Linked DNA regions of Homo sapiens: region 1 is linked to region 2. A link is a contact called in ENCODE Hi-C or POLR2A ChIA-PET data. All regions are on one chromosome and are shown on one strand. Each heading gives the region's core, a stretch centred on a gene start or an enhancer-like site at or near the end of the contact. The rest is flanking DNA. Distances are from core to core; before and after follow the strand shown.

The links. A loop is a pair of places that touch in the nucleus more often than their neighbours do. ChIA-PET counts read pairs that join two places held with the same protein, here RNA polymerase II (POLR2A). Pooled maps may share reads with other maps.
Region 1: a pooled map shows a loop between it and region 2 (2.3-fold over the local background). The contact joins two enhancer-like sites. A Hi-C loop is called at or near these places in 3 of 50 pooled maps. POLR2A ChIA-PET finds 5 or more read pairs at or near these places in 2 of 52 experiments (BJ and RWPE1).

The regions. Positions count from the first base shown.
Region 1 is chr4:98,792,963-98,797,095 of GRCh38, forward strand. The region is part of intron 2 of LOC105377343 (a long non-coding RNA gene); the gene reads right to left. Among named protein-coding and RNA genes, the nearest start is that of EIF4E, 130 kb to the right of the region's middle. Within about 2 kb of position 1,794, at least 3 of the 41 ENCODE cell types and tissues checked have a DNase peak (open chromatin) inside an H3K27ac peak, as active enhancers do.
Region 2 is chr4:98,481,325-98,485,139 of GRCh38, forward strand. It overlaps TSPAN5 (tetraspanin 5), which reads right to left. Exons shown (of 8, transcript NM_005723.4): 4 at 681-851. Among named protein-coding and RNA genes, the nearest start is that of TSPAN5, 180 kb to the right of the region's middle. Within about 2 kb of position 2,052, at least 3 of the 41 ENCODE cell types and tissues checked have a DNase peak (open chromatin) inside an H3K27ac peak, as active enhancers do.

The DNA of each region.
Region 1 (4,133 bases), core at 544-3,043, 310 kb after region 2:
TCTCATTGAACACACTCATTTATGCATGCACACATATTCCATCTGTGCTACTACAAATATTAATTTAAAACTTGGCAGATGATTATCTTAAAAGATGAAATAAGTCATCAACTGCCAAATTAAGAGTTAACAGCTCCTAGCATTTAAAATTGTGATTAGATTTTTACTGGGTATCGAAAGTTTACTTTAACTTTCAAACTAAAGGGAAATAATATAAATTGTGTCTTCAAGAAAATAAGCAAAATTTTAAAATAATTTTTCTAATTGTGCCCTCAAAATTCATGTTTATTAATTATAAAGCTATTCATTTATACTCTAGAAAACTTTGAAAATAGACACACACACACACACACACACACACACATTGAGAAAAATGGGAAAACCTAAACTTTCATCATCCTCTCAGAAAAAAGTCATGCTAACATTTTTGTTTCCCTTTTGGTCTATCTTTTCTGCATGCACACATACTTTCAGACAACATTAAAACGTTATTTTTAATAACTTTTAGATTATACTGCTTTAACAGTTTTGAATCTTTTCTTTCATTTAACCAATCATTAAAGATCTTTCAAACACATTATTTTAGGTATCTGCCATAATTATGTATCTCTAGTATGGCCTCCAATGATTATTGCCTCCTGGTAATCATGACCTTGTGCTATAGCCTCTTACAATGAATACAGCTAACCTAAGTAACCAATAAGATGCAAGAAATGGTAGCATGAAAGACACTACAGCTTCCACCTTGCTCTTTTTTGGACTATTCTCTATGGGAAAAGCCAGCTGCCATGTTCATGATCACATCCCTATAGAGAGGTCCACATAATGAGGAGTTGAGGCCTCCTGCCAAGAACCAGCACGAATTTGCCAAGTACTTGAGTTTTTCATCATGTAAGAGGATCCTCCCACCTCAGACAAGTTTACACATGACTGCAACCCTGACCAACACCTTGACTGTAACCTCATACAGACATGGAGACAGAACCTCCAAAGTGATCTGCTCCTGGGTTCCCGACTCATAGAAATTGAGTGCATTCGTAAATATTGATTGTTTTAAACATTTAAATTTTAGGATAACTTGTTGTATATGGACAACTAATAATTATTTTGGCACCAAAAGTGGGGTGCTACCATAACAAAACCCTAAAATGTGGGGTGGCTTTACAACAGAGAAAAGAAAACAGTTTGAGAAGTAAAAGAATAAAGTACATTGCACCAGATGAAACTAGGGACAGAGTGCACAGACAGCCTACAGATGGGAGAAAACTTTTGCAAACTATTTTCATTTGATCTGACGAATACATGGAAAATATGAGACACTATTGAAAAACTATTATAAATAATGAAAGAATTTAGTAAGGTGATAAAAGACCAAAGAACTATGTTTCTACCCTAGATGCATTCAAGGGGCTTTGAATAGAGGTCCGACCAAGTGTGTTTATAGGCAGTGGTAGGAGAAACAGAGCTGTTTCTTGATTGTATCCTACTTAATTCACTTATTCAGCGAACAAGTTACACAAATACACACAATAATTTTAGCTGTATAACACTTGAACACTACATGCGTAATCCTGAAATGTGGGCACATGCACTTATAAACCCTAATTATTGTGGGGGAGTTGTTGCTAATTTTGAAACTACAATTAGCAGGATGGAAATAATGGAGCATCTGGTGATTAAAGCAGCGTGTCAACCTGAACCACCTCATTCCTAACCTCAGTCCCTGTAGCTTCTCATATTCTTTCAGATCAGCTTCTCTGAGACTAATCAGCAAGTCTTTGCTGTTTAGCTTCCTGGGCCACTGCTGAGTCACCCTCCCACTCTTAGCAGGCTCTTACTTGTGTGAGTTTCTGCTAAGTTATCCAGTTCCTATCCCTAAGGGTATGTTCAAGCCCTGAAGCCTAACTAGTTTCTTCTTGAAGCAAAAATTTGCATGTTGTTAACTCTCAACTACTTATGGTTACAGGTCTCAGGAACAGGTGGATCTTGTTGCTGAACCACAAACTAGATTCTGCCTATGAAATTTACCTGCTCTACCACATCTATTAGCAAGTGATAGAGCTAATCAGGATGTGTTGCCTTTGCTTGCTCTATCGCACATTCCCTGACAAAGATATCAATGACAATGGAAAGGGATAACCTGGAGGAGGGAATAAGAAGACAGTAGGGTCCGACAAGTGAACAGCAATTCTTTGGACCCACAGGGACTGTCAGTAATCTCACCAGGCACTTTTAGGGTATATCTCCAGGCTCAGAGCCCTTGCAGTGATGTTTTATACACATTTGGCCTTCCTGCCATGTTTGACAAAAATCCCTAAGGCTAAAGTGCATTGAAACATAGGAATATATTGGTGTGTCCCTTTCTGCAGTCTTCCCAGACTTTGGAAAGATGAATATGACTGTCACTAAGTGGAGACTCTGCAATCCCCACGCAGAGTTGGCATGGGGGCACTGGTGATGAGCAAAAGGATAGGGATCTTCAAGTGACTTTTTAAGCACACAAAGAGAGTAGGTGGTTCTTCATAGGCAAAGGAGACAAATTGCCGGAAGCCAAAAGGTAGACAGTTGCAGTAATCTGTGTGCTTTCTCAGAAATGAAATACAGAGATCCTACCCTTCCATTTCGTCAAGTAAAAGTGAGGCTTGTGAGAATCTGTCATCCTTTGCTTGGAAACTCTATGCTGAAGCATGTGCCATGTTTACTCTCAGTAAACTGCATCCTAGGCCTATAGAGAAGAGAGCAACCAACTATTAAATGGTTAGAAAGAGAAAAAACATGAGAAAGTTATCTTCAGCATTCCCTCATTTATGAAGCTATTGAAATAGCACATCCTGGAATATGCAGACTAAATTTTCCATCCTGGTTTCATAACACTTTACAGTCTCTCCATTTATCTCATGAGATATTAAGGAACTCACAAAACTGATTTACAATTAATTTTATTTCAAATGAATATATAGCATATCACATTTGATGAATCAGAAAGAGGAAATTTGAAAGACAGTAAAAATAGTATGTTGTGAACTTAAAAAGAAGTTGAAAATCCTGTCTCTATAGATAGTTCTGGCAAAATAAATGCATATAGAGCAAAAGAGTGAGTACATCAGTGTCCTTTTGGAAAGTCGGTGACACTCAGAATGCTTTGGGGGCTTAACCTTGATTCATATGGAATTTGAAAAGCCCATGTCTCACCTCAGGATTCAGTTTGATTCAGCCTTTACTATGTCCCTCACACTGAGCTAGGCACTAGTGATTCAAAGAGAAATGGCACCCACCTGCCCAAGGAAGAGTCTAGAAGATGGCATTTTTGCTATCCTACCAGCAAAAAGAAACAAGGGACCAAGTCAGTTTAGCAAACACTATTGTGAGCTGACTGTAAGGCTCTATGCAAAGCCCTGATAAACCCCCAAATAATGCCAAGCAGCAAATGACTTTTTAAAGCCATATTACATATTGACTTTGTAATGCATAATGGGCATCTGGGCACAGAAGATTTACTTCCCTAATTATGTGTTACTTATGCTAATATTAAAATTAGCCTGTATTCCCTAATCACCTTCAGAGGAAGAAGTGGCTTTAGAAGCATGCTGGGCAACAGATTAAAAAGGATTGAAAATACCTAAGTGTGAAAAATTTTATAATAAAAGTTAACACCCATGAGCTTTTAAAGATAAAACATGGCTTCTCTTTCCACTCACTATTCTTTCTTCTTCATATCTTTTTTCTTCTTTTTTTGTGAAATTATATGTGACTCCTTAAAAGTATGAAAAACGTTTGCTGCAATCTTTATAAAACCGTGGATTATGGAAGGAGCCCCCACTAAGGGTTTAGATATTGTACTAAGTATGTTACGTAAATTATCTCTTTTAATCTTCCCTAGAGCTGTGTGAAAAAGAGATTGTTATCATAAGTTTAGAGATGAGGAAACTGAAGCTCAAAAAGTATTTACATAACCTATAAAAGATCAAACCAGAATTTAAATATTAGTCCATCAACTTTAAGACTTATGCCTTTCTACTATCCAATGCACTCTAACCTTTAATATCCCACTGTACCAGTAGCCAATAGAGAAATGGGCAAAGGAGAGAAATCCACCGTTCACAGGAAAGGAAATACAAATGGCCCTTAAACAT
Region 2 (3,815 bases), core at 802-3,301:
TTGCATTCTGAGTGAAACGGGACATCTGCTGCTTTGCTGGCACTGAAAGAGCCATTTCACAGGCATGCTCAGAGACGGGAGGGAGTGGCCTGGACTCCAATGCTCAGGGATAGGAGAGAGTGGCCCGGATTCCACTGCACAGATTCTTCACTTGTTAGAAGCCACTAGGACTTAGGAGTTTCTAAGCTTTTGCTTTTAACTGCATGTGCAATAATAATATTTGGATAGGCACATTTTAGGAACTTTGTGGCAAATTATTCTGTTGATAAGTAGATTATTATGAGCTGTGAAATATCAAGGATTACCAAAAAAGGGGGCAAGGGATAAGAAAGAATCCATATTTAATAACCAAAGAAAACTTTAAACCCGGAGCAAAACAATGTTCCTCAAATGCAAATAGGAAAGGACAGCCATGATTATAACGTTTTGCTCAAGCATTTTCTTCTTTGTTCCTCTAACTTAACAGAAGTTGAAACAAGTGAAAATAGGAAATTTCCATTTAGAATACAAATCCTGTAAGTCACAGAGCAAGTCGGAAAATAATAAACAAACAAACAAACACCCATGCAGAATAGTCAGGTAGTTTCCAGCTGGCAGATGCAGAAACCAGGAGGGATGAAATTCACTGGGGTCATCGTTCAGAGAACTTTCAACTTGAAAACAAACCACTTTAAACTTACATATTCCTGGGTGAAGTCTATGAGGTTTTGCAAATCAATGTCATCCCGATATGCTCTGATGTTGTTGTTTATAAAGAAATACAGCTGGTCTTTGATCCAGTCTTTGAAAACAAATGCTAGAACTCCGGCAGTGAGCTCCAGGAAGAAAATAATTCCCAGGAACACAGAAAACTAAGATAAAAGACACATACACAGAGAACAGTTATAAGGGCTATTTTGATCATATATAGCTAAATGGTTCCTCTCTAAACAGGTTTGTAATTACATTGGATTGTTACACATCTCCAAAGCAGATAATCTTCAGTTTCTGCTGATTCATTAATAGAATATTACACTCCAAGAAAGGACTTTTAAAAATCATTTTATAATCACATTTTAGGGTCTCTAGTGTTCCATTTGATAATTAACCAACAAAGCCCATAAGCAAACATGGATAATAAGGATTTCTCATTAGACCCACATTAAGGCCTAATTAATTTCTCATGATTAATGTACTGCCAGATGCTTGTAACAATGACCTGCCCCTATCTCTAGTAAGCTTCTGTAACTTGAAAGATAGATTATTCCAATATTTTAAGATCGCCTGTCACTTGTTACTGTGGCCTTGATTCTCTATGCAATATATTCCTTTTATGGATTCAGACACCATTTTAATTCTCTTTTGCACCTGCTATACAGGGTAAAATAACAGATGTGTTCATCTTAGATGAAGGGGTCAAAGAGGAAGTAGTGGGGTGGGCAGTGACCGCGAAATGAAAGTTATTTCCCATCATAAAAACAAAATGAAACCCCTGAGTTGAGGGCTTTCCTGGGAATGCTAGCTGTGCTTGCCTTCCTCTAGGAAGCATGGGCCCCAGCAACATTTTAAGTGACATCAAAATGCAGCCAAGGGGAGACTTCCGCTTAATGTAGACAACAGGGGTTTTAAAAGAGGGGCTCAAGACCATGAGGCAACGTGGTAACTGCCCGTAACTCTGGAGAAATTCCCCTTCCATCTAGAAGACTCAGAAGAGTCTCAGCTTAGTCATATCGACTTACTGCTCACGCCCACTGTTTTTTCCACCTCCTACCATCCTGTATTCTTAACCTTCTCAAACTTTGTTGTTAAAATAGATTATGAGAAATGAGCTGTGAAGGACCAGAGGGTACAGTGCGGGTAAATTTCTGGTGACAACAGCAGAGAGGGTGACATGGGCCACAACTGCTGGGCAGAGGTCCTGAAGGCCACATGCAGAAGAACAGTGAGCAGCTGAGGAGGCAGGGGGTGCTCAGGTGGTCTGCGGTTCTATCTTCAGCAAGCAGACAAGGAGCTGCCAGCCAAGAGAAAAATGTATTGGGGAGGGGTGCAAAGGAAACAGCAGTTACTCATTAAAAGAACAAAAGACAAACAATGTTTATTCATTCAGCAAACATCTACTGAATGACCCACAATGAGTCAGGCCCTGAGGTAGGTGGGCTTTGCAGAAACAAGGATGAGTAAGAACAAGGGGTATCCTTGCCTTCGAAGATGTCCCAGTCTTATGTGATTAGGGAGGCTAGGCAGGGAGTGGGTATCTGCAGACATTAGATGTCTGTAGATCTGGCAGTATTTGTCTAGGGTGCCAAGTACTGCTCTGTGAGGGTGGGCACGGGAGGAGGAGTGGAAGGTGGAAATAAGTGTTTGGCAAAGTTTTTGGACTCCCAGGTTAAGGCCCCAATTCTAGACCCTCCAGCTCAGCCCTTCAGGTTTCCCTAGAGTTCCTGATTATATATCCTTCAGGAATTCGCCAGAAATGGAATTTAAACAGTTCTTAATTATCATCAGTGATGCCAATAATTTCAATTTAAACTTTCCCCAATCTAGAAAAATGAACAGAAAAAATATCACACCACTTCTGCTCAATGCCTACCCTACAGTGTAAATAACGCCCTGCCCTGTATTAGGCCCCACCTTAAGCATGTAAATATGAATTATGAATTATCACAGTACAGAAATGACAAAATTATAGCTAGCATGCATGAGCATACACAGGAAACACCAAGTCAGGGAAAGATTTTAATTCAGTTTTTGTTCTCACCTCCATAAAAGTTAAGTGCATTTTCCAGTTCCCCTGGTAAATTTTCTCTTCATGTTACATATTATACATACCAAAAATTGAGTCCAAATTCAATTCATATAAAATATTTGGCAGATACCTACATGCCCCAAGCCCTGTTGAGCTAATTTCCTCTATTTCCAAAGGTGCAGACACTGACTCACAGGCTTCACCCTAGAGCCTCGGTCAACCAAGAAGGTCTATTTCCATTTTGCAGTATCTTAGTTCCTAGATTTTCCCTCAGCAAGTCTCCTAGGGGAATCAGATCTTTAGAGCTATTTGGAGTCCTGTGGACGTTTACTTACTACTTATCTCATACCTTCTGTTCGAAGATTATTCCAGGCAAGTTTTTATTGTTTGTCCTAAATGGAGAGAGGCCATTTAAGATATTTTCCAAGTCTTAAAAGCCAAGAAACAACACAATTCTCTTCATTTCCAACATGAGACTTTATAAATTAAGGTGCTGATTTAGAGAAATGTGTAGTTTTCTGCCTGTTCAGTTAACACTGGACTCTTCAACTGTAAGAAATGATAAACTATATTAAAGGGGCCACCACTATAAATGAAACTATATTAAAGTAAATCACAATTAAGGGGACTGAGCAGGTGCAGTGGCTCATGCCTGTAATCCCAGCATTCTGGGAGGCTGAGCAAGGTGGATCACTTGAGGTCCGGAGTTCAAGACCAGCCTGGCCAACATGGTGAAACCCCATCTTTACTTAAAAAAAAAAAATACAATTCAGAGGATCCCAGCCAGGTATGGTGGCTCACGCCTGTAATCCCAGCACTTTGGGAGGCTGAGGCGGGTGGATCACCTGAGGTCGGGAGTTTGAGACCAGCCTGGCCAACATGGTGAAACCCCATCTCTACTAAAAATGAAAAAATTAGCCAGGCACGGTGGTAGGCTCCTGTAATCCCAGCTACCCGGGAGGCTGAGGCAGGAGAATCGCTTGAATCCAGGAGGCAGAGGTTGCAGTGAGCCGAGATCACACCATTGCACTCCAGCCTGGGCAACAAGAGTGAAACTCCATCTAAAAAAAAAAAAAAAAGGATCCCACAT